Regions from separate parts of the Homo sapiens genome. Here region 1 is linked to region 2. A link is a loop called in an ENCODE intact Hi-C map of the cell type or tissue named here. Cell type or tissue: heart left ventricle. All regions are shown on one strand. Each heading gives the region's core, and the rest is flanking DNA. Links, peaks and the distances in the headings are about the cores only. Region 1 has its middle 63 kb from the start of NEK7. Region 2 overlaps NEK7 (NIMA related kinase 7).

Region 1 (16,867 bases), core at 4,011-12,010, 110 kb after region 2:
CAAATAGGCTTCAATTATATGCTGTTAGTTTGGTTTAGTTTAAAATTGTCATATCATAAAATCCCTTGTTTCATTTTTTATAGAATAGTGCCACTGTTCTTAAACCCTAGAATCCTAGGTACTACAGCCATATGATGTATTTAGGATTACTTCAATGTGGTGAGTAAGGAAACCCAATGCTTCTCTGTGGTTCTGCTTCTTATCACCTCCTCTGAAGATGAAGAATCAGGAACAACCTCCCCCACAGCCCCACTCAAGTGTAGAAAGAGACCTGTAGCTACCTTTGTAGTGCAGGGGACCACTATGCAGATGGGTCGAACACTTTTGACAAGGAAAAGGAAGGACTGTCACTTGCCTTGCATAGTCCAGAGCCACTTAGATAATTATCTTAGGAAAGATGTCAAGGAGTTTCTCTAAAATAATGTCTTACAACTAGAAAGGATATGGTGTGAAGACTTGTCTTACGGTGATACAGAATCCTTCGTTACATTGACATGAGCTTGAATTGTAGGTAATGTGATTTTCAAATGGATAAGTTTAGGATCCTTTTGGTTTCTTGAAGTTTTGCAGAGACTATTTGAGCAGTAGCTATACCTAGTACCCATTTGGCTGTTTTTTAAAATGATACTTTTTTTTTAGCCCTTTACAGAGCTTTGAAAAAACAAAGTGAGGTGGAAAAGTATGAAAGAAGAATATAATAGAAAGGTAGCAAGTGATCTTGAAATGACAGAATCACATCTTTATTTGAACTACTCTTAGATTCCTTGGTATGGTTTAGAGCTGAATAAGTTGGGAGAATCCAGTACAAATGAAACCTGGGGTGGAAGGGGATCTGAAGCCCAGTCAAATGCTGTGAGGAGCCTAAAAATTTTTTCTTTTAATCAGATTCTGACCCCATTTCAGCAGCCCTGGTTATGTCTCTGAGATTAGCCTTTCATGCCATAGATATAGAGAAAACATGTCAGAATTTTCTAGCATAATTATAACCAAATCTCCAGCCTCTGTTGGTCCCTACAAGGCTGCCGCAGGGTTAGCTAAACACTTCCTGTCATAAAGGGTCACTATTTGTCAACCTTGTAGTCAGAGGAAAATATAAAAACATCACAATCCATTCCTTTCCCTAATATCTCACAAACTAAATACTGGCCCATATAACTTATGTCTAAAATAATCAGAGCAGAAATAGTCAATGAGTCCAATTAGAATCACTCAGCAGATTTAATATACATTTTAATATAGTCTAAGTGTGTCTCCCATTTTATTTTCTTTGTTTTATTGATTTTTCAAATAAATCAGTGGAAGAAAAGTTTTAAGTATTTTTTTCTGAAGTTATAAGATAAATTTGGTAGAATTAATACAAAAATACTGAATTTCTATGGGGAAAAACAGAAATTATAAGTAAGAAGGAGAACACATTGTTACTGCTACATGCCAAATTTATTTGACCCACTAGTAAATATGATATTCATTATGCCTAAATTACCTATATAATTGAGAACATCAAAACTACTTTTTACCTTAAATATTTTTACATGCAAACATTACTAAAACTTAATAACACGGACTAACCCAGTTATCTATTTCTGCTCTCATTTCCAAGCCACTGAGAGTTACTGGTTTAAGTCCCATGATCCAGCTGATTACATATCCATGATGGATAACCTCAAGCCCACAGTGCACTTGCCAAGCCCTCAGTTTGTCTCCAGTGTAATTCACCAGGGCAACCTTCTCAAACTCTTCCTCCTGTTAACCCCCATAGTCTCACTTTTTGAGGATATTATTTTATAAACTACTTCATTGATTTTTTAAAAAAATCAACTTATTTCCCCCAGTTTTTCCCTTTCCTTTGGTCTTGAGGGAAGAAAAGACCCTGTTTTCAAGGCAGAACTTTCACCTGTGTTTTCGAACCAATTTATTGTAATCTCGTCAGGTGCTTGATGGATCACTACTTCTCTCAGCCTTCATCACACTTGTCCTCTCAGCAGCTGTCTTAGTCAGTTTTTGGTTGCTATAACAGAATGCCACAGACTTAGTCATTTAAAAAGAAAATACATTTATTTTTTATAGTTCTAGAGGATGGAAAATCCAATCTCAAGATTCTGGCATCTGGTGAGGGCCTTCTTACTGCATCATCACACAGTGGAGGGCATCACATGGTGAGAGAGCAAGAGCATGTGTCCCCAGGTCTCTCTTCCTCTTCTTGTAAAGCCACCTGTGCCATCATGGGGGCCCTATCTTGATGATGCTATCTAATCCTAATTACCTGCAAAAGGCCCCATTTCCAATACCATCAACATGCAAACTTGGGGATTAAATTTCCAACACATGAAATCTGGGGGACACATTCAAACTCTAACAGCAGCATTTCACACAAGCATCCCTTTGTACTTCAATCACTTTCTTGCTTAGATTTCAGAACATGGTCTCCGGTTTTCTTCTTGTCTTGGCCACTCTTTCTCTTCATCCAGCTTAATTCTTGATATTTATATAGTACATGACCCAGAACTTGGTCCTAGGAATTCTTCTGTTTCTTGTCTCCCTCACTTCCTACATGATCTCATCCAGTCATTTGACTTTCAGGACAACTCACATATTAATGACCGTAGGGTTTCGAATTTTGAAGTAAATGCTTCTTAAGTTTTAAACTTATTATATCCAACTGCTACTTAACATCTCCACTTAGATGTGTAATAGGTATCTGAAACTGGAATTCTTGATTTCTTACTTAAAACCTACTCCTTCCTAAATCTGTCTTATTATTTGGTATCATTCTCTTCCCATTCACCCACTAGCTCTTCCATTTCCTCATACCCCACATACTATGCATGCCCAAAGCTTTTGGCACCAAACTCCAAACTGTATCCAGAATCCAAACTCACTCATTACTTTCATCATTATTACCCAAGTACAAGCCAGCATTAATTCCTACCAGGATAACTGCAACAGCCTTCTAACTGGTTATGTTGTTTTTTATCTTGCTTGCTGGAGTTCATTCTCCATACAAGAGTTCAGGTTCATTTAAAATAATATATATGTACAATAATAAACATTTCAAACTGGTATTTAGAATAAAAGTTACAGCCTCCCTATGTCTCACAAGCTCTACATGACTTTGTACCCATCCTACCTCTCCAAACTCATATCCTACCATTTTCTTATTTGCACACTGAGTTCTAGCAGATCTATTTCCTTTTCCTCTATTACTCTAAACTCATTGCCAGCTTGTCTCTTTTCTACCACATTCACTCTCTTGTAGATCATCAATGGCCAAACTGATGATCTACAAGATCAAAATCAGTTAACATATTCCCAGATCTCAACCTACTGATTTTTCCGTGGTGTTTGAAATCACTGACCAATGTGTCATTACTGAATTCCTACCCTCCCCTGGCTCTCTTGATGCTGAATTCTCTTTGTTTACCCATTAATTCTCCAAATCTTTCTCTTTAGTCTCCTGGGTGAAGTCCCCTTTCTCTGTTCATTCCTCATATGTAGACTTTCAATCAAAGAAAAAAGGATATAGAAAAATAGCTTGAAGTAAATCACCAAAATGTTTTCCCAACGTGACAAGAGAGTGGGTGATCCATTTTTTATTTTGCAACTGTTTATATTCCATTTTTATCTAATTAACATAACTATCTTTCATTTTATTTTATAAAACTACTGCATGCACATGCTTAAAATTAAATAGCATAGAAAGATTTATAATAAAAAGCAATGTATATCTTCTATTCAACCACCACTCCACACTAATTCTTTTTCCAGAAAACAACTTGCAATCATTTCTTTTTAAAAATCTTACATATTTACCTTTATGTCTCTACATAATTATTTGTAAGAGTAGGACTGTTCTAGGAGTAGTCAGACTGTTCTAACACCAAACCCAAAAATATAGTGGTATAATTGAGATAGAAGTTATTTTTCTCTCACATAATAGTCTCAGTAGGCAATTCAGGGCAACTTTAGGTAGTGTTGGAACCCAGGCTTCTTTTATCCTGTTATTCTTGATTCCCTAGGACACAGCTCTTTCCACATGGTTACCAGGCTCTCTGCTTTAGCTGCATTCCAGCCTGGGGAGGGTAGAGCAAGAAAGGAAGGGAGGCCATGTTCCTTTTATTTTAAGAACCTGATCTAAACATTGCACATTTTACTTCAGCTCACATCTCTGTTAGCCATACTTAGCTGCAAGGGAAATAACAGTTTTTACCCGGATGGTCATGTACCCCGATTCATTTTTATTGTATAAAAGAACATGAGAATAAATATTAAAGAGTTAACTAGAAACTTCTGCCACATTTATACAACTCTTTTAGAATAATCAGCATCAGATACTACCTGTTGACTTCTTCCATGTTTGATGAAGAACTAGCTCATCTATAACTGCTTCTCTTTTCCTCTCCCTCCCCAGTAGAATTATATCTCTAATATTGACCCCTCTACTTGTTATCTTTATTCCCCCTTTGTAAGATGACCATGTTATTACCTGTATCCTTCCCTCCACTTCACATCTCCCCTTCCACTTCTCAATGTTGTGGTCAAACTCTTACTTTTATATTGTGAAGATTCACAATATTTACATTCTTTTATATACTCAAAGAAAGTCTTCAGTGTTTGCCTAGTTTGATTCCATAGGTTGAAACCAATTAATAATAGTTCTATCATTTGATGGTGTTACCATTGCACCATACTGTTATAGTATGCTTAATTCCCTTCTCCAAGACACCACGCTTATGAACACTCTCAAGAGGGGATCTTCCCAGGATCAAGTTCAAATGGATTATCCTTTCTTATTCATCATTTATTCAAAATCATGTCACATTTCAGTTTGTTATACTTTTGAATCATGAATTTATTGTATAATTATTTTATCTCTCTGTTTACAAATGTTTTCCTTTGTCTTTCAGCTTCTTACTCTATCAATTCCTAGTAGCCCATTTCATTCATTGTCATGCAACATCCTAGGCCATTTACTTCATATTCAGGCCATGGTCTTCTTGCATAGTTTATCATTTTGACCTGGAGTTCCTAATCACTCTTCTCATCCCTTGCCCACTCTGCCATTTTCTTATCCTTGAGTTCTTCCAACACTCAACCACTATGGCCCTCTTTGTCAATTCAGACTGACTCCTCTAGCCTTGCTACCCAGTCCTCATCCTGGAACAAGAATTCTTTCCACTGCTGTCCTGAGTTTGTTACACCGTTATCTGAATCCCATAGGTTATTCTATCCTGGTTTACTTCTTTCTTTCCTAGAACACATACTCAAATAACTTTCTTAGAAAAGTTATTGAAAGACAAATTTTTTGGCCCCCTACCTATTTACAAAATGTTCTTACTCAACTCTAACAAGGATTAATGATTTAGGTAGAGAATTCTGGATTTATGTCATTTTCCCTCCACTTCGAGGAAATTACTCCACTATCTTTTATGATTCATTGTCAAAAGTTCCAAATAGAAACATAACTAATCCTTACTTTCAGCCCTCCTTCTCCACCCTACCCTCTGATGAATCTGGCCTGATATTCATCTGGAATCTGATGAATCCAGCCTCTCCATAGGGTGCTGCTAGTCAGGCTGGCCTCTATTCTCTCCTCTACTGTAGCCTCTCTGTGGGAATTTTAAGCTCGGCTTCACTTGTCAGCACTTTTTCAGCAGTTTGCCTTTTCCCACATCCTCTGATATCTACCACACTTTCTTTCCATTGTACATTTACATCTTTTTTTCTTTTACTATAATTTTAATGAGGTTTCTTATATAGAGCGTGCTCAGTCTGGCATCTTATGTTGGAAGTATACATTTTATGTTTAAAACTTTTAACAGTATTCTTTAAAGATTTTTCCCCAGCCTCTTCTCCTTCTGTCTGCTCATCCTTCCTCTTCACTGTCGCTGTTGAAATTTGTCCAATTTTTCCATACAAATGTATGTAGCCCTGACCTTTTTACCTTTTCCACAGACCTGTATTTAAGTTTCCCTCTAGGTGATCTATGGGCCTGTGCAACTCATTAGCCAAGCCTTCGAGATGACGCTATTAGGAGAGAATAAATTAGAGGACTCATTCCGAACCTAACCCATCTCCGGTGCCAGGTGATACAGAGGTTACTTCTGGAGAGCACAGAAATATCTAATTGGAATTTTAGAGGTTTTTCCCCCCTCCTATGTGCTATGTAACGAAAACCATTTTCTCTGTCACCCCATGAACATCATAGCTAATGTTTCTTTCTACAGTGCTCATTTACAGAAGCTTACTCTACACACATTAACTTATTTAATCCTTACCACACCCCTATGGGTTGAATACTATTATTATCCTTACTTTATAGATGGGGAAGCTAAGGCACAGGCATGAAGTTGCTTGCCCAATAACTCACAGCTAGGAATCATGCTCTTAACTATTACTCTATATTGAGTTCTGTAAGCATTAGCAAAGTCTACATCTTTCACAGCACTTTTGTGAAAGTTGCTCCTGTGTGGAGAATGTGAAAAGATTCTGAATTCTGTATCCAGATAGTGAAGGGAAAGGACAGATTAATTTTAGGGGTGCAGAACAAGAAACTGAGATGGCAGATAACATTCAGGTTATATTAGCTCTCTCCCACTCCCTTCAAGAGCAAGGACTATGTCTTCTTCATCAACCACATTCTCTTCAACATTTACTTCAGTGTTTAGGGGTTCATAAATATTTGTTGAATAATAATGCAGGAAACTTATATGTCATAATAACCTGTGAAACCCAAAAAAACTATATCCTAATAATTTGAAGGAAGGAATTTAAAACTGACATTGGATGAGTAACAGCAGTAAATATAATTTGCCTTTTCCTAAGTAAGCAAATCCTCATTCTCACATGATTTTATCCAAAATAGGAGCTAATACAGGGTTATAACATGCTCATCCATACTCAACAATTAACTGTTAAATTATGGGAACATAAATTAGACCTGCTAAGTAGAACCTTTAAGCCTCAACCTTTCAATTCTAATAGTATCATTTCTATGGTCAGTAAAGATTAATAATTCATCTTAAATAACTCGAATATGAAGAATTAGTTAACATTATGTTACCAGCTCTTCTGATTATGCATTCTTCTTGAGCTGCCAGTAATTTTGATTTACTGACAGAAAGCATATATTTTGTTTTCATGACATTTAGCAGGAATATGCCATTTATCAGCCTTTTGTTTTTACTAAATCTGAAAATTCATTCCAAAAGAGTTTCATAGAAACTCTTAATTACTGAAAGTGATGGTTCTGCTTCTACATAATGTTCTGAATAATAAATACTATACTTATGGGAATTAATTATTAAATCCAGCTAGGAATTATAACCTTCTTAATGCAAATAATAATAATTGCATATAATAATGTTTAACATCTGGGAAGGGTACTAAAATGAGTATCTTAATGCATGTAAAAGTAACAGATTCTATACATCATATAGATAATCACACAAATAATTCTGAGAACTTCTCTAATAGAGGTAACTGTCGGTTAAACTGAAGAGCATGAAATATCTATCACCAAGAATCGGTATGTCCCTCGTGATCTATCTTTTAAGACCCTGTATGGAAAAATCTCTTCCAAACCTAAAATTTTATATTTCTATCCAGGTGAGATGGAGAAGGCCAGGATGGGACAGGATAATATAGCAATATTGGCTTTGAAGTCAGACAATGTTGAACTTAAATTCTGGCTCCAGGTTCTCTTACCTACTAGCTGTGTGACCTTGAGTCAGATATTTATCCTTCCTGACACTCAGTTTCCTTGTTTACCTACTGGAGTATATACTACCTATTTTAGATAGGTGATTAGGAAAAGCCTCATGAAAGGTGATTTTTTTTTCAGAGTCCTGATTGATATAAAGGGTTGGATATTTAAATACTTAGATATTTCTGAGAAGTACCCAGAGCCTCAAACTCATATAGAAAATAAATATGTAATTTCTTTATACACACTGGAAAATCATAACCTGATTTGCAAGGATAATTGCAGAGAGATAGTTTTCATAACTCATAAAGAGATCACATAAACCAATGAGAAAGTGAGAAGCAATCAAATAAACAAAAATAGGACATAAGCAGTTTAGAAAAAAATACCTATGATCAATGTTATGGCTTGAATATTTGTATTCCGACAAAATTCATATGTTGAAATCCTAACCCCCAAAATGATGATATTAGGAGGTGGGGCCTTTGGGAAGTGATTAAGTCATGAGGGTGGAGCCTTCATGAATGGGATTAGTGCCTTTATAAAATAGCCCAAGGAAGCTCATTCACCTCTTCTACATCTGAGGACACAGCAAGAAGTCACCATCTGTGAACCAGGAAACAGGTCCTCATCAGACATCACATCTGCTGGCACTTTGATCATGGACTATCCTGCCTCTAGAACTGAGAAATGAACTTCTGTTGTTTATAAACATAGTCAGTCTACGGTGTTGTGTTATAGCAGCCCAAAGACTAAGACAATGAGTAAGCATAAGGAAAAAAACTCCCTTCTCTCATAATATCAGATATTAACAATTAAAAACCTAATATATATAATTTTTCACACATCAGAAATATTTTTAAAAACTGATGTCACCCAGTTCTAGAAAAAATGTGAAGTAAAGACATTCTTAGGCAGCTCTTTACAACCTCATCAACATTAAAAATGACATAATGTTTGATCCAGTAATCCCACTTCTGGCAATTTGGTCTGTGGATTTACTTTCATGATTTTTCCAGCATGTACAAGCATATTTATTGCCGAAATTATTAGTGGTAGCTAAAAAAGGTAACAACATCAAAGCTTTTATTAATAGAAGCCTGACTATAGTATATGCATATGACAATAACGTACAGGAATTAAAAATGCTAAGAGATATTTTAAAAATCATGTAAATATTTAAATAGAGACTCCCTTGAGTCTATAATTAAAGAGAATCTGACATTTTTACAATATAGAACCTTCATAATCAAAGCAAGATTTTATTCTTTACTCACTTGAAGTTTCTTTCATGTCCCCCAGTAAATTTCTTCTCTACGTCTTACATATTCTCTTTAAATAAAGTTTGTAATATTTTTATCATTTTGCTTGCTGTTTTCAATGAGATTGTTATTCATTATAATTTCTCTATTTTAAAATGTATATAGCAGGGATCAGCAAACTACCAATATGGGCCAAATCTTGTCTGCTGCCTGTATTTAAAATAAAGTTTTATTGGAACACGGCTATGCCTCTTCATTTACATATTGTCTATGGTTAATTCTGTGCTACAACGGCAGAATTAAGAAGTTGTAACAAAGACTGATGACAACAAGCCTGAAATATTTACTCTCTGGCCCTCTACAGAAAAAAGTTTACCAACCCCGATATACAGAAAAGCTATTGAATTTTATATTTTAAACATAGGCAACTTCCCTACTGAATTTTCTTACTGTTTTTAATCGTTTTCAATTTTCTTGGGTTTTCTAGATTTAAAAAAATGTCATGTGGCCGGGTGCGGTGGCTCACGCCTGTAATCCCAGCACTTTGGGAGGCCGAGGCGGGCGGATCACGAGGTCAGGACATCGAGAGCATCCTGGCTAACACGGTGAAACCCTGTCTCTACTAAAAATACAAAAAATTAGCCAGGCGTGGTGGCGGGAGCCTGCAGTCCCAGCTACTCGGGAGGCTGAGGCAGGAGAATGGCGTGACCCTGGGAGGCAGAGCTTGCAGTGAGCCAATATCGCGCCACTGCACTCCAGCCTGGGCGACAGAGCTAGACTCCGTCTCAAAAAAAAAAAAAAAAAAAAAATCATGTGTAAATAATGTTAATTATGCTTCATGTTTTCCATTATTGAAAATTTTTAGGCCTTCCCTTTTCTGGCTTCATTGATCAGACTTTCCAGAGAGCTATCAAATAACTCTGGTAGTAGTGGGCATGCTGAATTTAATAGGATTGCTTCTAATACATCATTATAAATTATGGCCCTGGATTTTAGTTTGAGATACATAGTTTTATCAAACTAAGAAAATATCAATCAATTCTTATTTTACTAGGGTTCTATATTAATCAAGAATGACCACTGGCCTTTATCAAAGAAGTTTCAATATTTATATATATTTTTTAAATTCTAACCTGCTCCTATAGCATATACACTAATAAATTTCCTAATATGGTAGAACAGAGATGCACCATTCATATCTCCCTTCAAGAAAAACCTTGCTGCCCAGCTGCAAGAAGGGCTGTCACAACAGAGCTGCCAGCTACCAATTCCTTCAAGGTGTGCATAGGTTAAGTAGAGTTACCTCTCCCACGGAGGAGGGTCCCACAGAGCTGGTGACTGAACAAGGACAGAGCATAAGCTTCTTGATGGATCTACTGAAATTTGGTAAAGCCTGCTTTGGGTTCTTCCTTTACTCAATCCTACTTCTTCCTCCTTCCTTTCATTGATATTGACCCCTGATAAATATCTTGCACCCTCAAGCTCAATCTTAGCATATGCTGCCAGAAAACACAACTACAGTGAGGGAGCCACTGAAGGGCTGACTCTGGTTCTCACTATGGCCTCCTCTGTTATTTTGCCTCTGGCTTCCTCTCAGGCTCACCCCTTTGCTCACTCAACTCCAGTCAGGCTGGCTTCCTTGCCATTCTACAAAGTGTCATGAATGCTTCTGGCCTAAGGACCATGGCAGTCACCATTCCCTCTGTCCAGAACATTCTTACTCAGATATTCCCAGGGCTCATGCCCTCACTTCATTCAGGCCACTGCTCGACTGTCTCCTCTTCGGAGGGGTCTTCTTGACCACTGAATTTCAAGCAGCTCACCCCCACACCTCTCCACCTTATCCCAGCTCACCTTTCTCAATTTTTTTTATCCTGCTTACTTTTCTTTTCAGCTTATCTCAACCTAACACGCGCATATTTGTTTATTCATTTATTGTGTCTCTCTCCAACTTCAGTGAAAGCAGGGCTTTGTTTTATTCACTAGAACAGTCTCTGGAACAGCATGAGTGCTCAATATATACTGTTGGAGTTACAGGCAATAACCTAAAAATAAACTTATACTACAGAAAAGATAAAATCTTATACAAATGTCTATAAAAGTTGAATGTAAAATGTGTTGGAAAGAACATTATTTTGCCCTTGATATATAGTATCCATTTGGACTCATTTTCTTCATATTTCTTAGAGACTAATTTTCAGGGGCTCCTGCAATTTTGGCATTAAATTTTTCTACTGCCATCCTTTTTCCCCAACTCTATCAACGAGGTAATGAACTGCAAATCATTAAAATATGGTTGACAAGACTTAATAATTAAAAGTATTCTCTTGTAAATTGCAGAGTTATGTCTTTTTAAATTAATTTTATTTGAATAAGTAATATATAATTACATTCTTCTTGGGAAAAAATTAATATTACTGATAAAGCTAAAGTCTACTTTGACTTATACCACCATGCCTGTTTCCCTCCTTCTCACCTCCCTTCTCACTCCAGCAGTAATCTTCATTAGCAATATTCATCCAGATGTTTTCCTATGCATTACTTGCATTTAAAGTTAAATGATACATATTTATGTGTATTGATAAATTTCATAAGTGTATTAGCTCATTTGCTCCTTATAACAGCCATGTGCAGTAGGCATTATTTATTAAGTAATAATAAAATATACATCTCATATGGTTACTTTAATGATTAAAAGAGCACATGTCAATGAAAACACTTAGCAGTGTGCTTAGCACAATATAAGTACTTTTAAGTGAGAGCAATAATTATTCTATATTATATATCCCTAAATATGAAGACACTCCTAATCACTGAGGTGGTAGAATTTTGTGGGACTTCTAACATCTATATTGAATCCCTGAGATGAGTTATTTAATATTCAAAGATATCATTATTATATCAGCATAATTCTTACACTTTTAGTAGTTCTACTATTTGTGGTTTATAGTTTTTACCTAAAAATACAATAATCTGATCTTGCTAAAGTCAAAGAGAGTTTTTTGTTTCAATGCGAGAGATCCTTATTAAATACAGTGAAATGTGGCTAAAATTTTATAAATAGAGACATTCATCAGGGTTATTTATTGGAAACAACTAAATATCTAATAATAAAACTGTAGAATGAATTGTGATTCATCTATCTCATAAAGTATCTTGTAACCTTTAAAATGATATTTATGAAGACTTCTAATGACAAGAGAAAAGGTTAAATAAATATGTTGTTTAAAAAACAGTAGATAGTGCTTTTGTGCTTAAAAGGAGAGCATTAAAATATATTTCATTTGTAGAATGGAAAGATTATGGAGACAACACAGCATTGTTATTTGGGAAAAAGAAATTATCAAAATTTGAAATATGTATATAGCATGATTTAATTTTTGTAATAAAATTGTGTGGAATAAAGGCTAGAATAAAATAACTCAACATGTCAATAGTGTTTCTCACTGAGTAAAGAGATTATAGATGATTTTAAATTTCACTACTATACATTCATCTTTATAATCAGAAATAAATACTATTTTAAGGTATTTCTATTAGTTTTCTAGAGATACCTAATTCAACCATACCTAATGAAATTTGAATCTTCTGACGTTTATATTAATGGAACTCATATTAAGAAAGTATGCTTAGTAAGGCAATAGCCAACTTGTTAAATATAAATTCACACTTGGTAAGAGGTTTAACCTCTTATAATGATGTTTATAAATTATATAATTAGAATCATTTAATATCCACTGTATACTTGAAACAATTTTTAAAAACAGCCTTGTGACCAATTATATTAACTTCATGTTTATATTAATTCTTAATTTTTAAAATAAAAGTCTATAGTTTCATTCCAAGTATCCTCTATAAAATAAAATATATGTACTGATAGATTGAAGAGAACTAAGAAGATAAATCATTTGCTATTAACAAAATTCTAATGCTTGAATCTCTTTTTGATAAAGTATAATTAACTGAATATAATTGTAACAGCCTGTGTCAGTGCACCCCTCTGTGAGTTAGTTCCTCAGGTAATTAATTTGTAGAGCATTTCCTTTGAGAGCTATTTCCCCTCCTACAATTCCTAGACTTTTTCCTTCTACAGAATGGTCAAGATAAACTACTCCTACTCCTTCAGAAGCACTTATGATTCAAGATTACAGAGGAATGTACTTAGAAAAATGTGCAGTGGAAAAAAGTACTTATATGCATACACACAGACTATGGTTACTGAAAAGTTCACTGAGAAAATATGGTGCTTATCAAGCTTACATACCCTCTCAGATGGCTGCCAGGTCAGGCCACTCAGTTCTCTTTTGCCTGGTTCCCCTCTGAAGTCTTGCCCCTGCGTGATGCTTCCAAGCCTCTACACTGCCAGAAATTCAGCCTAGAGAACCATGTTCAAACCATTTATTCAAACATGCTGACTGCCTCAGCATTTGGGCATGTTGTTAATCGCATCCCCTAAAGTTTATTCTCCACCACGTACAACACAGTGAAAAGCCACTAAAAGAAAAAGAGAGAGAGAACCTCTCCAGTCCTCCTGCTAGGACTGCTAAGTTTTTCAGTGCCTTTTCCTACACCATCACTTCTCAGAAAAAAATTCTCTCCACTCTGAAAGTTGGGGCAAGTTTCAAAACCTGGGTAGGTCTCCCCCTAGTGACAAAGTCAATTCATTTCTTCCAAAACACTTCTGTTTTCATATTTGATTATTTCCTAAAATGCAGGAGATAAATATTTTCCAGATTATGAAGCTTAGATTAAAATCAAAAGTGCTATGGAATTCATATGGACATTATTAATGAAAGTCCCGATTACACAGGAAATTAATACCACAATTTCAGCACTAAGGCATAAGTCATTAAAAACTCCAAAAATAGCCCTAAGGAGTTCTGGATTATTAGTGGCTTGGTATGTGGATGAAATCATAACTTAGTAGTAGAAAAATTGTGAAATTAATTCTCCCAACACCATTGATAGGTAGATATTATTCAGTATGTATTTTACTATGTATTATTTATTTATGAGAGTTAAAGAAACAAAGGCTCAGAGAGGCTAGTACAAAGGTGAGCCAGGGATTTGAATTTTGCCTATTGGATTTCCAAGACTTTGAACTCTGCACTGTCCTGTGTTAACCTAACCTTCCATGCCTCCCTACTCTCTGGCCTCCTGTTGTACTGATTCCAGCTGGAAAGTGACCCAGACCACATGCTTTTGGGCATTTTGTTCTAATAATTCCTGTTTACCCTTCAAGTTTATCTTAGTTGTTGCTTCCTCAAGGCAGCCTTCTCTTAACTCCTACGTTCCTATTTTATATAGCACCATGTACTATCTACTATTCCTATCACATTTCTAATCAAATAAAAAGATATATGATTGATAGGGTTTGGCTCTGTGTCCCCACCCAAATCTCATCTTGAATTGTAATCCCCATAATCCTCATGTGTTGAGGGAGGGATCTGGTGGGAAGTGATTGGATCATGGAGGTGGTTTCTCACATGCTGTCCTCTTGGTAGTGAGTGAGTTCTCACGAGATCTAATGGTTTTATAAGTGTTTGGCAGTTTCTTTTTCACTCTTTCTCTTTCCAGCCACCTTATGAAGAAGGTACTTGCTTCTTGTTTGCCTTCTGCCATGATTGTAAGTTTCCTGAGTTCTCTCCAGCCATGCAAAACTGTGAGTCAATTAAACTTCTTTCTTTCATAAATTACTGTCTTGGGTAGTATCTTTATAGCAGTGTGAGAACAGACTAATACAATGATTGAGTGTTGTCTACCTCTACCACCATGTCCTACATACCCCCAATTAAAGTTTCATGAAGGGAAGCACCTTGCACAGTGTAGGTGATCCATAAATATGTGTTAAATGAATGAATAAGTGAATGAATGAATGGATGAGCTAATGTCGCTCAAGCAAGTTGTGTTTCTGGTACCACTTTTTCTGTCACTTTTGCTTAGCCTCAAATTCTGATACCCATATTTCTTATACTGATCTGATGACTTTACTCTGATACAGATTTTTTACTACACCCTTGCTCTAATGTTGGCATTTTGGGACCTGGATTGTATCCTGAATATCATACAGGTAGTTCTTTCATCCTAAATGGAAGAAAATAAACTCTTGCACATATCACGGTAAGTGCCATTAAACTCATGAGAGAAAAAAGGATTAGAGGGTCCCCATCTATATGGTTGCTCCCTAAATTCAACTCTCCCCAAAGAGACAATAAAAATATATTTACTTTATAGCCCAACACGTTTTGAGAAATTGATCTGCTCTGCAGATGAAAAGAAAAGCAGTTAGAGGGAAGATAACTCACATAAAATGTTCAAAGTACAGCTCTCTTAATGGATTAATATCTGATAGGTTATTTGACATTAGTAAAAGATCCAAGGCCAGGTAAAATTTTTTACTTGGAGGTAATATCATACCCACTTCCTTATATGGAGAAGAAGCCACAAAATCTTCAATTTTCTTTTAGAACTATTTTATTTTATAAATATTTAAAAGCTGTGAAAACAATAGTAGGTATTAAACATAACATATAGTGGCTACTTTTAATAGTACTAATAATCCTAATAGTACTAATAGTACTACTGCTACTAATAATAACCCTAATAATACTAATAATACATGTATTATTTGAGAAACAAAAGATTTCATCATTTTCACCTGACTCAAAATATCTTGCAAATCTATCCTTACCTTATGCATTTTACTAACTATAGGCTGTGATTTGCAACAATGCTTAGAATAAGCTGTTTTATTAGTTCAGTGACCCAGTAAGAGTATATATATAAAGCACATACATGAGAATATTTATGGCAGTGATTAATTACAGAGAATGGCAGCTTGGAAGCATGTAAATGAAAAGGTAAATAACATATTCCATTATTAACATTCCTCTGTGAAGTGGGATGTACGGAGAGAGCAGAACAATGGAGTGGAGGGAAGTTGGGTCAGACAAGTGATAAATCAGTTGTGGAAAAATAGGGAAGGAATTATAAGCATTAAGCTACCCTTCTAACACAATGAATGCAGAATAATAATACCATATTTGTAATTATAATGATGTCCTTATAAATTACAGATCAATTCAGAAAGCAGCATGTTTATTTTTTAAATAAACGTAGACAATATATCCACAACAATAATAAAAGGGTGCATATTAAGCCCCAATGGAATCTTAAATTCTGAAGTACAGCTCTCTATTTATATTAATATAAGGCAAAAAGTATTCCTACATTTTCTGTAAGACAAAGGATCATTGTGCTGAATTTCCTTAACTAGCATGTAATAATTCACTTGCTTCTTTATCTCGGAATGTCAGCTAGAAAGCCCAATAACACTATACTGAGTAAAACAACCAAGAGCTGGAGAAACACCTCAGACTTCTTGTGAATGGAACATGTAATGTGATGATTTCACCCATAGCCTTACCATTTTCAGGTTATCTTTTCTCTTCCCTGCTAGATTCTAAGCTCCTTAAAAACTGGATCTTATTCATATTTTTATTTTCTATAATACTGCTGACAATGCCATGTACATGGTAGACCTTTGGCAATTTTTCTTTTTCTTTTTGAGGTGGAGTCTCTCTCTGTTGCCCAGGCTGGAGTGCAGTGGCGCAATCTTGGATCACTGCAACCTCCACCTCCCAGGTTCAAGCAATTCTCTGCCTCAGCCTCCTGAGTAGCTGGGATTACAGGTGCCCACCACCACAGCCGGCTAATTTTTGTATTTTTAGTAGAGACGGGGTTTCACCGTCTTGTCCAGTCTGGTCTTGAACTCCTGACCTCGTGATCCACCTACCTAAGCCTCCGAAAGTACTGGGATTACAGACGTGAGCCACCGAGCCCGGCCGACAATTTTTTTTAATGCTTGCTTTTAGAGGTAGGCCTATTCTGTGCTTCAGGATAA
Region 2 (16,867 bases), core at 5,955-13,954:
TCTTTGTCCTTTATTTTTGTCTGACTGGGTTAATTTGAAAGCCTTGCTTCAAGCTCTGTAATTCTTTCCTCTACTTGATCTAGTCTATTGTTAAAACTTTCCATAGCATTTTGTAGTTCCCTAAATGTGTCTTTCTTTTCCAGAAGTTCTGATTGATTTTTCATTAAAATATCCATCTCTTTAGAACATTTTTCATCCATATCCAGAATAGTTTTTAAAACTTATGTTGGTTTGCATCTCTCTCTTGTATCTCCTTGAGTAACTTAATAATCAACTTTTTGAATTCTTTGCCTGGTATTTCGAACATCTCATTTTGATTTGGATCCACTGCTGGAAAGTTACTGTGATCTTTTAGGGGTGTTATAGAACCCTATTTTTTCATATTGCCAGAATTATTTTTCAGGTTCTTTCTCATCTGGGTAAACTATTTTTACTAATTATTTTCGTATTTATTTTTTATTCAACTGGGTTTTATTTCCCCCTTGAGGATGTGACTTTATTGTCATCTAGCTTCAGCTCTGGGGGCTTTCAGTGGCAAAGACTGTGTGAATTCCTTGGTTACAGAGAATCTTTGTGCAAGATGCTGGCTTTCTCAGATGGTGGTTGTAGTAGCAATGTGCCGGGTATATGAGCAGATTCACTGACTCCTGTGGGGCCAGAATAGCAGAGGTCTCATGAAGCCTATTTCAGTCCCCAGTGATGTGCACTTTTTAAATTTTTTTCTCCAATATTTTATACACTGGGTTGAACAGTTCAGGCTTCAGGCTAGTAGGACATGCCCATGGGTAAAACTGCCTGTAGCTAAAGCCAGTGATAAATGCAATATCCCAATGGTGGGCAGAGGTCCCACCCTTGACAGAGGTGGCTGGGGAAGTGCTCAGTGAAATCCACTGACATCTTTCAAGGGGAAAGAAGGAAGGCACCACAGCCGTCCTTCCAGGCCAGCAGGAAAGCGACCCACCTCCCAGTAACACTCCTAACCCAGTATTCTGGCTATTGAGATCAGACAGGCACCTCTTTTCATCTGCAGGAATGCTGATGTTCCATGTAGAGAGGGGTTGTGACTCTATCTCTCATACAAGCCTGAACGAGGAGAGTGCTCCTCCTCTGAGGATAGAGTAACCCTGAAGTGTTCCAGGAAGGCTGTCCACAGATGCACCTACGCTGAGCTCCTGTGGGAGAAGCCCCAGCTGTTTCTGCAGTGGTAGGCAAAGGGGAGAACAAGCCCCCTTCTCCAAGACCCTTCACAAGCACAAGGGCTTCCTGACTGTTGGGGTAGAGCTGCAGACTTTCCCCACTGAGCCCAGCACTGCATCTGTGCCTCTGCTGAAACTTTCCACTAGTGTAAAGTTCAGAGGCTCAAGGCCTGCAATCTGGTTTCTTTTGTCCCACAGGGTGCTCCCTTAATGTGGTACACTCCCCCTTCCCTTAAGATTAACAGTCCCTAAAGGCCAGACTACTGTGAATCCTTCTATGACTCTCGGTCAAGTGATGCTGTCCCACTCCAGATTGGTGCTGTGGAATATCTGCAAGGAATCCAGAGGTGTGACCTGTCCTCTAGTCTCCCAGCAGTGGGTACCACACCAGCTCTGATGGGGGTGGGCGGGAAGATGTAGATACTGAGATTTCCTTGGTTAGAAAGAGCCTTAGTGTGTTGGCTTTGTCAAATACCAGCTGTAACAGTAAGGTATTGGGCAAGTGAAGAGACTCAAGATCTCCTGGTTAGCCAGAATGACTCAGGCAATGATGATAGCTGAGGTCATGCAAATGTTTTCTTCTTCCTAAGTGCTGTGCTTTTTGTGCTTGCAGATGTTGAAATGGACTGTGCTGGTTGGCCTCCAGCCGGGAGGTGGCACTTGCAAAAGAGGATCAGCCGTAGTGGTGACAGCAGATTTTCTGCTTGCCTTATGTTGGGGTGGTACTCTGGTATTTCAGGCAATGGGCTGGGCCATGGAGCTCCCAAATGTCCCTGTCCATTGTGTTACCCTACAAGGGCAGATAGAGGAGCAAAACCAGGTGTGGGCTGGGTCAGGCAAGTCCATGCTCTGGCTCCCCACGTGCAGGCACAAGCAGTGGCCCCAGTGGGGATCAGAGGGCAGTTCCCTGGCTGCTGGCGGGGTAATGTTTAAGGCAGGAGTGCAGCTGCCTCTACTGCACAAAAGAATCCCCATTGGGAGTGGGGATTAGCAGGCGGCAGTTAAGTCCCACTCTGCTCCCAGGTACGTGGCAAGGCAGGTCTCACACCCGCAGTGTTTTGCTAACAGCGGCTAGCTGAATTCCAGGCAGCCTGTGCTCAGAACACAAAACTGCCCCCAGGCCATATGCCCTTTGGCTTTCAGGCGATGACTCTCCTGGTCCAACACCTGTGACACAGGGGCATCCAGCTCCTGCACCTGTGGCTACAGCACACCTTTCGTTTGCTCATCGGTTACAGCCAATGAGGTTCATCCCTACACAAATCTCAGTTGGGAGCTTCTCTCAACCTGTGACCGGAGCCTGAGTTAGCTGGCTGACTTCCGTGAGGTCCCCTGTGAGACAGGATCAGGAATGGCTTCGCTCCCATCCCACTGGAGTCTGGGAATGCACGCAAGACACATCCGAATGCCTTTCCTTCTCATAGACTTCCCATTGCTCAGTTCATCAGCTCCAGGACTGGGTAGGGTTAAGGCCTTCCCCTATGGCCTGGATTGTCCCGCTCCCCTGCGGGAGTGTGTGTCACCGTCTGAAGACAGTTTTCCATTCAGTTCATGGTGCTACTGTCCACTGCGTCTTTCAAAAGGTCTGTGGTTTCTTTCAGTTTTCCTGTTAAGTTCCGGTGTTGCTTCTTGGAAAAAAGTTCACAGCATGAACCTTTACACACAGTTTTGTCTTTCGAAGTGGAAAAGGCATGCTAACGATGCCTCCAGTCCGCCATCTTGCCAAAAAAAAACTGCATTTTTTTTCCATTAGAACTATATTATTAACACCAGAAAATAGAACATTTTTCAAATTCTTCAATCACTGTTCTAATTCAATAACCTATTATTTTTTATACTTTCTTCAATCTTATGCTAAAATTGTCTCCTAAAAATATTATTTATGCTACTTTGGATACTATAAATCCCTAAAAATATTAAAACACCTCAAAATAATGAAAAGTAAGCACATGTGTACACACACATCACAAATCAGAATGACCCATTAGGAATGGCCTGAGATCTCACAAAGATTTAAAACTATGTAATCTGTGAGTGTAATCAATGGAAAAGAGAATTGTGTATAGGGTTTTCATATTTCATTCTTTTGTAACAATGATAACTGTAGTATTCTTCATCTGATACATAATTTCCTATAATAATAAGGTTCTGGAATCTGTTTCCTGACACTCATTGCTAAAAGCTTTTTTAAAGTATTCTCAACAAAGAAATAAGTTAAAAATGATAATCCAAATATAAAATAATAAAACCACAGAACTGGAAAAGAATTAGAAGACCTAATCCTACTTTAATGTTAACCCCATAGTTCTCTTCATAAAGCAGAGTAATTTTGTCTTAACTTTATTAACAACCTAATAGACACAAAGAAATACATATTGGAAATAACCATAAAGCATGTTGAATATCACTAATAAAGAAATACAAATTGCACTTTGGGAGGCCGAGGCGGGCGGATCACGAGGTCAGGAGATCGAGACCATCCCGGCTAAAACGGTGAAACCCCGTCTCTACTAAAAATACAAAAAATTAGCCGGGCGTAGTGGCGGGCGCCTGTAGTCCCAGCTACTTGGGAGGCTGAGGCAGGAGAATGGCGTGAACCCGGGAGGCGGAGCTTGCAGTGAGCCAAGATTGCGCCACTGCACTCCAGCCTGGGCGACAGAGCGAGACTCCGTCTCAAAAAAAAAAAAAAAAAAAAAAAAAAAAAGAAATACAAATTGAAGGGACAATGACATATAATACAGTTGATAGCCTATCAAAATAATAAATATTATACAAAGTATATATAATGTTTACATAGGTATATAACCTTTCTAGAAAAAATGATATCAAGATTTTTTCATATACTTTTACTCAGTACTCTTACTCCCAAAATTCTCTTCTAAAAAAATTAATCAGTGACTAAATTTGGGATTACATATAAGAAGGTACATATTAAAAAAGCATTTATCATTTTTAAAAATTGGAAACAAAGTATAAGTCTAACAATATGAGAATGGCCAAATAAATTACAGCAAATACATAAAATAGAACACTAGATTGAAAATATTTATTAAAATTTTTAGGACAGGTTCAGTGACTTACTCCTGCAATCTCAGCACTTCAGGAGCCCAAGGGAGGAAAACTTGGGGGGCCAGGAGTTCAAGACCTGCCTAAGCAACATAGCAAGACCCCATCACACACACAAAACAGCTGGGCATGGTGGCATGTGCCTATAATCCTAGCTACTCAGGAGGTGAGGCAGGAGGATCACTTGAACCCAGGAGTTTAAAGTTACGGTAAGCTATGATAACACCACTGCACTCCAGCCTAAGTGACAAAGTAGGACCCTGTCCCTAAAAAAATAAAAATAGGCCAGACGCAGTGTTCACACCTGTAATCCTAGCACCTTGGGAGGCCCAGGCAGGCGGACTGCCTAAGCTCAGAAGTTTAAGACCAGCCTGGGCAACATGGTGAAACCCCGTCTCTACTAAAGTACAAAAAATAGCCAGGAAGTCCCAGCTATTAGGGAGGCTGATGCATGAGAATTGCTTGAACCCAGGAGGCAGAAGTTGCAGTAAGTCGAGATCACGCCCCTGCACTCCAACCTGGGTGACAGAGAGAGACTCCATCTCCAGATAAATAAATAAAAATATAAATAAATATTAGACCCAGCATGGTAGCTCATACCTGTAATCCCAGGCACTTTGGAAGGCCAAGGCAGGAGGATCGCTTGAGCCTAGGAATTCAGGACCAGCCTGGGCAACATAGCGAGACTCCATCTTTGCTATTAAAAAAAAGAGAGAGAGAGAGAAAGTAAAAGAAAGAAAAATTAAATGTTTTAGTGATATTTTAAAATGTATGAAATATAATGTGAAATGAAAAACTAAGACTCAAAAACAAATTTCCATGTTATACGTACTCAAAGGATATTATTCTTATCATTATCAAAATTACATTTAGTTAATTGCATAGTTATTTGTTGAAGCTATCTACCTTGCCAAAATATAAGCCAAATAAGGTTAGGAAATCCTTTTATGTATCACTTTATCCCTACAGTGCTTGGAACAGGGATAAACATATAGTAAATAAATATTTGCTGAATTATTCTACTAAGAATCTGTAATCTACTAAATAAAAAACATCACTTTGCATAATAAAATGTACAAATTGTCTTAACACTGTTTTTAAGAAAAGCACATTTGCATGTGTGTATGGGTATGAAAAAGAGTATAGGCAGTCTTTGCTTTCATAGTGGCAAAATAGTTCAGACAAGCGCTCCTTCTGAGGAGAGTTTTACCAAAAAAAAAAAAAAAGTATATATATACACATACATATGTGTATATATGTGTATATTACATGTGTGTGTACATATGTGTGTATATATACATATGTGCGTATGTGTGTGTGTATATATATATATATATATATACACACACACATATATGCTTTAATGCATCAGAGAGCTAATGAAATAGAGACATATTAGCGGTCCAGAGTATCTGAGGGCTGAAGGAAGCCAAGAAAAGCGAACCCAACATCTAAGCATGTTTTTTCCACTGACTGTTATGCAAACTGTGGAAATGCAGTTGAGATGCTAAGAGGCTATATGGCGTTTCTTACAGTCTCTTGGAAACACAGAAACAGAAATTGTAGTCTAGAGTTCAAAAAGGGACTACAATGAACATCCCCATGATTTGGCTAAGGACTTCAAAAGCCTTAAACATCATAAACAAGCCTTCTCACGGCATCAAATTATCTCAAATACTAAAATTATCTTAATTGACAAAAGCTGAATATATTTATCATACAAACATATTCTGAAATATGCACACATTGTACAATAGCTCAATCAAGCTAATTAATAAATGCATTACCAACCTGGGCGACATAGGGAGACACGGTCTCTACAAAAAATAAAAATAATAAACTGGGCGTGGTGGCAGGTGCCTGTGGTCCCAGCTCCTCAGGAGGCTGAGGTGGGAGTACTGCATGAGCTTGGGAGGTCAAGGTTGCAGCACCAGTCGTACCACTGCATTTCAGATTGGGTGACAGGGCAAGACCCTGTCCCAAAATAAACAAACAAAACACATTATACTTCATACATTTATTCAAACCCTAAAATTAAAGTGATTTCTGATAGCTACTGCCCCCAGCTACCTAGACAAAAAGTAAAAATTATCTGAAGGAAGATAACATCTTACGCTCCAGATTATTTGTACAAACAATTTTGCACATACTATATCCAATACATCATGAAAAACAGCCAGGCACTCAAGCAAGTAAGACTACATGAACACAAAATAGCAAAGAGAATAGGCAGAATCAAAATGACCTCAGATAGAAGGCTAAAGATATAGGAAGAAATGTTAAATGAAGAGCATGGCAACAGGGCAAATTTAATTAAACATCTACATGAAACCACAGATAAAAGTGATTGCCATGTTAGAAATGTATCTAAAATTGAAATACATGACAACCAACACATAAATAGAGAGATAAATGAAGTTGAAGTGTTCTAAGGGTTCTATTAGGATGTCTGGGAAAAGAAAAACTATATTAACATTATCTTTATTTCATTTTTATTTTTCAGTCTATGTCCCTTTTTAACATTTATTTTTAGAACTTTTTAAATTAAGGTATAACTTATATACAATTAAATTGCCATTTTAATGTACAATTTCTAGAAGTTTGACAAACTCAGTAATGAAATCAACCACTAGAATCAAAATATAGAACAGTTCCATCAGCCCATACAAGTCCCCTGTGTCCTTTCAGTGTCAAACCCTCCTCCAATCCTTGACAAATACTAATCTGTATTCTGTCCCTATAGTTTTATCTTTTCTAGGATATCATATAAATGAAGCCTTTTGAATATGACTTCTTTCACTTAGCATGGTGCATTTCAGATTCATCAAGGTTACACAGTTTGTTCATTTTTATGGCTGAGTACTACTCCATTGAATGGACGTATCTCAATATTCATTCTCCAACTGAGGGGGGTCTGCATTGTTTCCAGTTCAGGACAATTATGAATAAAGCCATTATAAATATTTGCGTACCAGTCCATACATAAGTTTTCAATACACTCTACGCTCTGGTAAATACCTAGGAATCAAATTTCTGGGTAGTATTACATTTAATAAGTTAAGGATAAATGTAAAATAGCAGGTCTTTATTTGGCATAACAAGAAATAAAACATAGAGAATGAAAGTATTTCAGACTGGCCTGAGTTATCACATACCTTCTTTGTGGTCTCGGCGATGTTCCTGTCACTCATTATTTTATTGCTTACTACTCTAATAAGATTATCAAAAATACTGGATATCATATTTGCCTACTGAATTTGTATTTTCGTCAATTCATCAAGTGATAAAGAAGAAACAAGTAATAGGATTTTAATAAAAATTGTGACAAATTGAGAAATGTAATGAACCTTTCAATTCTTTGGAAAAGCAGACATTACCTTCCCCTGACTATTCACTGAATTAGAATGGACTTAAAATGAAATCTTAAATTGTATGCTGAAAGCATATAAATGCCATATTTTCATCAGAAAATTAAGCCCACTATGAGGACAGTTGTTTATGAATTCCTACTCTTATTTCTATAAAATGCCTATGGTTATTAACTAATCAATAGGAATGGAATACTGAAAAATGCATAACATATAACCATAGAAATATTAAAACTGTTAAACATAAGCTTTTGGATATAGGATAATTTATGTAAAAAAATTTTTCAAGGCACTGAAATGAGAAAAAGTTCACAGCACTTGTCTTTTTTTTTAAATCTTTTTGGAGCTGTTGCCGTATTTCAGACATATTCTCTAAAATATCTGATCATTTCCCAATAGGGCAATACACTGACAAAGAAAGATTCTACTTTAGAATGCAGGCATGTGTCACTAAAATATCATTTTAAAGTTGTTTTACACTGCAGCATCACTAAAAAGTAATAAAGGTTGAGATAATCAGGATTAATATTTTTTATTTTGGTTCTTGCTGACACCTGCTGGTTCAATTTTATCTTCTTCCTTACTACATATTGATACGTTAACAGTTCTAAATACAAAGGCTTCTAGCACATAAAACAGAATCTTTAATCAAGGGACCACTGACCCAAAAACGAAATGAGCACATATCAGCCAATCACTTCCCATATTCACTGATTTTTATTGAAATCAGTGTTGTGGTTATTACTGTAACTCACTCCCTAATGAATGTACTTAATTCAAAGTCTGTTACCTAATATTTTGATTCTGCCTTATGACTTAATTCTGACATTTAATTCTGAAACTAAAGTTACAGTTTTTTTTTAACTTAAACTGCAAAAACCAGTAGGCCATATTAATAGAACTCAAAAACACAAAAACATGATGTCTTCAAAAATATTACACAAGGTACTACTTTTGTTTGTTTAAGCAAACCCCAAATCCCATACTGATGAAATTAAGACAATAAATAATATATCATCCTTACTAAATCCTTAAAATTTTGCTTTCTTCTTTCCCTCCTCTTTCCCCCAAACCCACTGTAACACAATGGAAGAGAAGTGGTACTTTCCTCTTTCTAAAAACTTGTTTCATATTCCTAACATTAAAAAAATTTTTTTAAACTGACTTTAAAGGGAAAAAAAGCTACAGTAAGCTGCCTTTTTACTTATCTTTTTATTCGCTCTTACTCTGTAGTTTTGTGAACCTAATAAGAAATAGACTCCACGTACCATTATTAAATAGGCAAAAGGATTAACTCAAATCTGAGACTGTACCTTAGGATGTGTATGAGAAAGCAAAAAAAAAAAATGTGAGTGCAGTGTATGTCATGAGTAAATACTTTTCATTTATTAATTACACATTAAATCTGTTTCTCCCAGAGCAAATACAGTTATATAAACCTAATTATTTTGGGCCAAGTAATCCTGAGTGCATACTATGAACAAGTAGTTCACACCCCTGCTTGGCTATCAGAATCACCCATGGAGCTTTTTTTGTTTTAAATATAACTGCTTGGGCCACTCAACACCTCCACCCCTGATTATGATTAGGTAAGTCTGAAGTAGGACCTACATTTCTGTATTTCGAAATAAATAAAACGGTACAGAGATGATTATCATGCACAGTTAGGTTTGAGACTGGCACAGTATTTTCATTTAATAGGAGTGGAGGTTCACTCTATTTTCAGTTTAGTTCTTTGCATCCAGATGTATCATTGAAAGTGATGCGCACTTGGCAATGCCTGCCAAAACTGCCGCTGTTTTTGGCCCCACTAATAAAGCTGTTTTAGACTCAGGCAAAGAACATGAAAGAAGCAGCTCATGCTCAGTGCCTTTCTGAGTATAAATTGGATCCAAACAAAAATAAGCAATGGGGTTTTTATTCACAGACACTGAATGATTACTTAGTGGAAGTAGGAGAAGAAGGAAGGGGGGACGGGGAGCAGCAACAGTAGCAGGGGCCTGGACTATTCCTGGGGCATTTTAGTTGTTGTTAATATTGTTGTTATTATATGTTACATTTTAAAAGAAGAAGGAAAATTGGGAGGGAGCACAAACATCCCTCCCAGGCACACGCGGATGTCTCTTGAATATCTCCCCATTCCTTTTTTTTAAAAAACAGATCTCAAGTCACACATTAGTTACAAATCTATATAAAATGTGTTTTATTCCTCAAATTGCAATGTTTGGAATAGTTATTTCAGCCAATATCTGTAAATGAAATACCTGAGTTTCTTTTTTTTTTTTTTTTTTTTTGAGACGGAGTCTCGCTGTCGCCCAGGCTGGAGTGCAGTTGCGCGATCTCTGGCTCACTGCAGGCTCCGCCCCCTGGGTTCATGCCATTCTCCTGCCTCAGCCTCCCGAGTAGCTGGGACTACAGGCGCCCACCACCTTGCCCGGCTAATTTTTTGTATTTTTAGTAGAGACAGGGTTTCACCGTGTTAGCCAGGATGGTCTCCATCTCCCGACCTCGTGATCCGCCTGCCTCGGCCTCCCAAAGTGCTGGGATTACAGGCGTGAGCCACCGCGCCGGGCCCTGAGTTTCATTTTTAAAATAACAAATACAGATCTAACCCATTAAACTTTAAAAACAAAAAGAAATCAAGCATCTCAATATATGCCATTTTAGGTACTGTAACAACATTACAGCACAGCAAAAAATAAGTGTTATGACTTGCTCTCATATTTATTTTTTATTTTTGTATTATTCTTTTGTATCAGACTCTTACTCTGTCACACGGGCTGGAGTGCAGTGGTGCAATCACGGCTCACTGCAGCCTCTAACTCCTGGGCTCCAGAGATCCTCCCGCTCCAGCCTCCCGGGTAGCTGGGCTCACAGGCACGTGCCAACATGCCCAGCTAATTTTTAAGAAATTTTTTTGTAGAGACAGGATCTCGCTATGCTGCCCAGGCCAGTCTCAAATCCTGGCCTCAAGTCATCCTTCCACATCAGGCTCCCAAAGTGCTGGGATATGGGCATGAGCCCCTGCAACTGGCCGCTCTCATCTCTAAAGTTTTCCATTGTATCCTCAAAATACAAAGACTACTACTTTCCCAAAAAGGATCTATGAAAAAATATTTTACAAAAGAAAACAGGAAGGAAGGAAGGAAGGAAGGACACACACACACAAAAAAAAAATGAATTCAACCTCTGTCACTTTCTAGGCCACAGGTCAAACCAATGGGTCTTTTTCTGAGCTCTCTTTATTAGCAGCCCCTGCTTTAGATGTGGGGGGTGAGGTTCATTCTTTTGTTAGTTTTATTATTTCTGTCATGACTGCTCCTGTTTTTACTGACTAGGAAGTGTTTTCAAACACATGATGTTACTTCTCACAGTCCTCACTGGATGAAAAGGGGCTTTATTCTCCAAAATTCAGTAAGATTGTCTGAGTCACAACAGAATCAGCTTCCCTTCTCTGGAATAGATACCAATGTCCGCACAGACAGAAATCTCTACTTCTCCTAGACATTAAAGTAACAGAGTTCTTGTGTGTTTGTCTTAATGTATTGCTTCTCAAACCTTTCCATGAGCAATGAAGATAAAGTCTATTCCTGTACCTGGGGGTGCAACCAGAAGCAAGTCCATGTAAGTAAGAAATTCATTCAAAATCTACTTTTTCTTTTAAAGATGAGTTGTTTTTATGTTCCTCTTCATTATACAAAAGATTTTTCTTTAAAAAAATCTTCAGTGGAACTGATGATCCAGGAAGACAGTTTCAAGCACCAGGCTTGAGAAATGCAGCCCTAAGCCAATATTAACTGTAACTAATGTGACACTCCATCTAAAGGCTTGTGACATATCATCTATTTCACCCCCTTCAGTTTTATATAAATACATCCCAATCACAAAGATTAACAGACTTTAGAAATTACTGGCAGCGGGGAAGGATGGTTATAAATGCCATGTGAGAACTCATGAAAACGTCATAGTATTTTATTTTACTCCAAAAGCATTTGTAATTCAAATATGTCAATTCTAGCCTGAAAAAAAAGAAGTGGTAGAAAGGTGTTTTCCCAATGTATTATTGTTTCCATTTTTTTCTCCAGCCTTCCCATCCCTGACCCTAGAGTCATTTGGGATAAGGGAGAGTTATTTGGTTTGGCTGTGTCCCCACCCAAATCTCATCCTGAATTATAGCTCCCATAATTCCCATGTGGTGTGCGAGGGACCCAGTGGGAAATAACTGAATCATGGGGGCAGATTCCCCCATGTTGCTCTCATGGTAGTGAATAAGTCTCACAAAATCTGATGGTCTTATAAAGGGTTTCCCTTTTCGCTTGGCTCTCATTCTCTCATCTGCTGCCATGTAAAACATGTCTTTCACTTTCCACCATGAATTGTGAGGCCTCCCTAGCCACGTGAAACTATGATTCCATTAGACTTCTTTTTCAGAACAGACTAATACAGAGAGATTCTGAGAAAAGCAGCACCAGCGTAGCCACTGTGATTTCTGGTAACACTCACCAGTGAACTGGAAGGGAGAACACGGACGTGGAACACCACCTGCCTGAGAGGCTGTGCATACAGCATTAGAGGTGCTACAATCATTTGCTTCCATCCAAAAATAACACCTTTAACAGTAATGAGTTTCCACACAGGATTTTGGGCAAGTTACTCAATGATTGACAGGGGATTGCTAAAGTGAGGAAAGCGCCAAACCAGCCCTCTCCAATCCTCCTTGTGAAGAAAGGCTGGGTCACATTTTTTTTTTTTAATATTCCTGACGACACCTACAACGGCACTGAAACATTAATATGATGATTGATGCCTGTGAACATTTAAATCCTAAGCCAGTGTAACTAATGTGGATCTCTAGTGCTGCTGAGGCTACGTCTGAGTTATTTCTGGTTTGGAAATAGACGTGGCTGAAGTACCTCTGACTTTTTAGGTAAAGCCAAAAAGAGTCAGCAGACTAGATGCCCTGAGATGAATTGATTGTAATAAACTGTCCTAAGATATGAAACTTTAGCTTGGTGCTAAATCCAAACTACAGTGCTCTTTGTGATTGCCACACAGTTTATTAAAAGCCATTGCTGAACAAAGGGTTCCCCAATTCTCAAACCAATCTCGATATATGCTATATTTTTAAATAAAGCTTGACTGTGACCTTCAAGTGTTTCTTGTTTATGGTCACTATGTCGGAAGACATGCCTCCTCCTCTATACTTACAAATCTCTGGTGCAAAAACTCCAAGTGTGTCTTGGTGTCACCTGGATTTTCCTAAAAGACTATCAACAGGGTGAGGCTCCGGAAAGAGAAGAAAATGGGAGCAGAAGAGCATAAAAATTATATAAGGACAAAAGAAAAGGAGAGAGAAGATATATTCCTTCAGCTACAGCCAATTCCTTAGAATATTAATGATGGATTCTATAAAAAGAACTGAATCACTTTAGTTTGCTAACTAAAGCAGGAATTAGCAACCTTTTGGTAAAGGGTCAGACAGTAAGTATTTTAAGCTTCACAGGCATCAAATGCTCTCTGTTCCAACTGTTCAACTCTAATGGCAAAGCAGCCATAAAAATATATAAAGGGACATACGTGACTATGTGCCAATAATACTTTATTTACAAAAACAGGCACAGTACATAACATTTTATATGTTAAAAAAAACCACTATATACTCCTGGCTTTTCAAATGAAACTAATAAAACAATTCTAAGAGACAGCATAGAATACAGACCCATTCAGTGTATCCTAAAATAAAACTGAAATACTTTGCGGCCAACCACTGTATAAATTTAGGTATGACCTATGGAGTAAATTCTGGTGGGACTCATTAATTTATGCTTCTGTTATCCCCTCGTCAACACAACACACAAAAACAGCACCCTCTTCCACTTAAAAAAACAAAAGTAGAAATTAAGCAATTATATACAATGAAAATATACTCCACACATTATGTACCACAAAAATCACTCTCTACCTAAAATCCTATAAATCTCAACAAGCCAACATGAATAAACACATAATCTCCACAGAGAGGGCACCCATTAAGTCTGTAATCTCCCAAATAATCCAAGAAACCAAAGCAAAAGCATTGCTAACAGGATAAAAAGCAAAGCCAAGATTTCTGGCAGACTCAGTGCTAGGGAGACAAAACTGGAGTATAGAAAGCACCAAAGGGCCTGGCACAGTGGCTCATGCCTGTAATCCCAACACTTTGGGAGGCCGAGGCAGGCAGATCATCTGGGGTCAGGAGTTTGAGACCAGCCTGGCCAATATGGTGAAACCCCATCTCTACTAAAAATACAAAAATTAGCCAGGTTTGGTAGCACATGCCTGTAGTCCCAGCTACTCAGGAGGCTAAGGCAGGAGAATCACTTGAAGCCAGGTGGCAGAGGTTGCAGTTAGCCAAGATCATGCCACTGCACTCCAGCCTGGGCAACAGAGCAAGACCCCATCTCCAAAAAAAAAAAAAAAGAAAGAAAGAAAAGAAAGCAACAAAGAGCAGAGGTCTGTGTAAACACCCTCATCATTCAGTCAAGACCTCTGAAGACAGATCAGCCTGCACTTAAAGCAGATATGCTCATAATAAAAAATATTGAATCATCTCTGGAGATGGTGGTACCATTTAAAGCCTCAACAAGTTTTCGTATACATATCTGGTATACAATTAGAAAAAAAAGCAAGCTGGCCAAGAAATTGGATACAGAAACCAAAATAAGGAGGAGGACAACAGAAATAGGCCCATATATGAACCAGATTTTAGAATAATCAGAAACTAAAATAATTATGATTAATATGCTCTATAAATTAGACTAAAATAGAGAATTTCTCAGAAATCTGAAATCTATAAAAGAAAAAAATGCACTGTCCACAAAACAATAGAAGTCCTAATTAAATATTGGTTTTAATAGGTCAAAGATGCATTGAAATCTCTAGAGTGTTCACCAATAGAATGAATGAATGCACAAAGAGCAGGGTAATGGGGCAAGAAGTAGCAAAAAATTTAAGTAATCTTAAAGGAGAGCAAGAAAGGAGGCAAAATAGGACAAAGAGCAGTTGGAACAATAGAAAACAAATAAGATGACAGATTTAAATCTAAATATATTAGTATGACACTGAATGAACAAAAAGCTCGAATTGAAAAACAAAAATTATCCAACTAACTTTTTTTTTAATTCTAAGTTGCTTGTAAGACATGTCTTACATATCAGAACATAAAAACATTTTTTGAAAGATGAAAAAGAAACACTATGTGGACACTGGCCAAAAGAAGTCTGGTGTAACTTTATTTATATTAGACAAAGTAGCTTTTAAGACCAAAAGAATTAGAAATAAAGAGGAATATTTCATAAAAATAATAGATACACGTCAGCAAGACGTAACAATCCCACATTTGAATAACATAGCCAGAATATATAAAGCAAAAACGAATAGTACTAAAAGGGGATAAAAACAATTCCAGCAGCAAACAGAAAAAGCAATATAAAAAAAAAAGTATAGTATAGAGAGAGGAGTTAAACCACACAATTAACTAATTAATTAAATGTGTGCACTAGAAAACAAAGAAAATCTGAAAATCAGTATCTAAGCTTCTGCAGTGGATACTATGGTGTGCTGTGCAGATCACCCTCCAGGACTAAGGCATTCATTCCCCAAGCTGCAGGGAGTGATGGCTCACACCTGTGTCTCTCTCTAAGCAGCTGCATCCAATGACTGGTCAAGGTGACTGAACAAAGGTCTACACCACTTCCTGAAGGGCTGTTCTAGCTGCAGAATGCCCCCAGGGGACTGGCTGCAACCTCTACTGCAACCATATTGCAGTTCAGGTTCTTCTATCCATCTTGCTTCCTTCATGGTGCTCTTCCCAAAAGCATTATACAATAAACACCATATATGCAGATCTCCATCTCTGAATCTTTCCTGGAGAATTCAGCTAAATGACAGCTGCTACTAAAGTGGACCAGAAAGCAGACTCAAACATGGGAATTTGCAGCTCCATCACTGGTTGGTAATGAGGAGTCCCATTACTGATGGTAGGTGGAAGTATGGATAGCCCCCCACATAAGCAGTAGTGCAATTATTAAAACTTTCACCAACCACGAAGTGGGCACAGGATACCAACTGAAGGAAATTTATTGGGAGGTGAAATATCTCAGGCATCTGAAAGGCTGACAGGAAGTAGTAATTATAAGGACTACAGAATCAGCTTTTGCTGGGGGCTACCGACGAATTGTGGGGAGAGGGAATTAAAAACTGAGAATCATTTGAGGTGACATGTGAAAGGTTAAAAAGCCTCTGTGGAGAACGGAAAGAGATTCTCATCTTCCTCACAGTTAGAAAGCAGAAAGAGCTGAGAATCAGGCCAAGGATTTAATTATCAGGGCAACAAATTGCCAAAAAACCCTGAATACCTAACATTGAATACTCAATCCTGGCAAATCTGCTATTCCAAGCACAGGATCCTGTCTGGGAAGAACCAAGACTGAGACTTTACATAGCGACATGTGGGTCGACAGGCTTGAAAATCTTGAAACCCCAGATCACCTTAAACTCTCTGGGCCTGCAGAAGAGGCCCACTCCTCCTTCACCTGAAGACAATACAGGCGCTTCTACCTCATAGGATACACAGGTCCCATCAGTATTTATCACCTCTTGGCCACCGGACTAGTAACCAGGATCAAGGGAAGGAAGCCCAAGGAAAGCTTCCACAGTGCTCGTAATGTCCTACATTTTCACCTAGTGTGTGGTCACATGGGGGGTTCCCTTCTAAAAATGTATTGAGCTGAGGAGAATGCATCAAGCCCAGGCGGTGGTGGAAAGGCTGGAGGACACACCTCAACATGTGGAATCCCAATGCCGGCCAGCCAGGACCAAATCCATATCCCCCCACCATAGGGTACCCTGGAGGTTCCAATCCTGCCCACCCACCACCTATCAATCCACCCTTTCCCCAAGGCCCCTTTCTTCCTCTCCCAGGGCAATCCAGCTTTCCCCCCAGGTGGGCCCCCTCATCCTGTGCCACAGCCAGGGTATCCAGGATGCCAATCCTCGGGTCCCTACCCTCCTCCATACCCACCACCTGCCCCTGGATGCCTCCTGTGAATCCCTTGGCTCCTGGCATGTTCGGACTAGGAGTGATAGAGGACAAGAAGATGCAGATGAAAATGAAGAAAGCTCACAAAAAGATGCACAAGCACCACGAGCATGGCAAGCATTCCTCCTCCTCTTCCATCAGTGACTCTGACTGAATAC

What was found. Peaks named below come from ENCODE experiments on the same cell type or tissue, not always from the same donor. Only the 100,000 strongest peaks of a DNase experiment are listed, where the experiment ranks them.
Region 1: it touches region 2 in a loop (2.4-fold over the local background); 2 of 110 quality-filtered maps call a loop at or near these places.

The regions. Positions count from the first base shown.
Region 1 is chr1:198,085,259-198,102,125 of GRCh38, reverse strand. No RefSeq gene overlaps it. Among named protein-coding and RNA genes, the nearest start is that of NEK7, 63 kb to the left of the region's middle. In heart left ventricle, for the core only: no CTCF peak of the experiment used is centred there; no DNase peak of the experiment used is centred there.
Region 2 is chr1:198,197,775-198,214,641 of GRCh38, reverse strand. All of the region lies in intron 1 of NEK7 (NIMA related kinase 7), which reads right to left. It also overlaps the pseudogene PRR13P1. Among named protein-coding and RNA genes, the nearest start is that of NEK7, 49 kb to the right of the region's middle. RefSeq lists enhancers at 11,939-11,998, 15,180-15,239. In heart left ventricle, for the core only: no CTCF peak of the experiment used is centred there; no DNase peak of the experiment used is centred there; H3K27ac peaks cover 1,852 bases.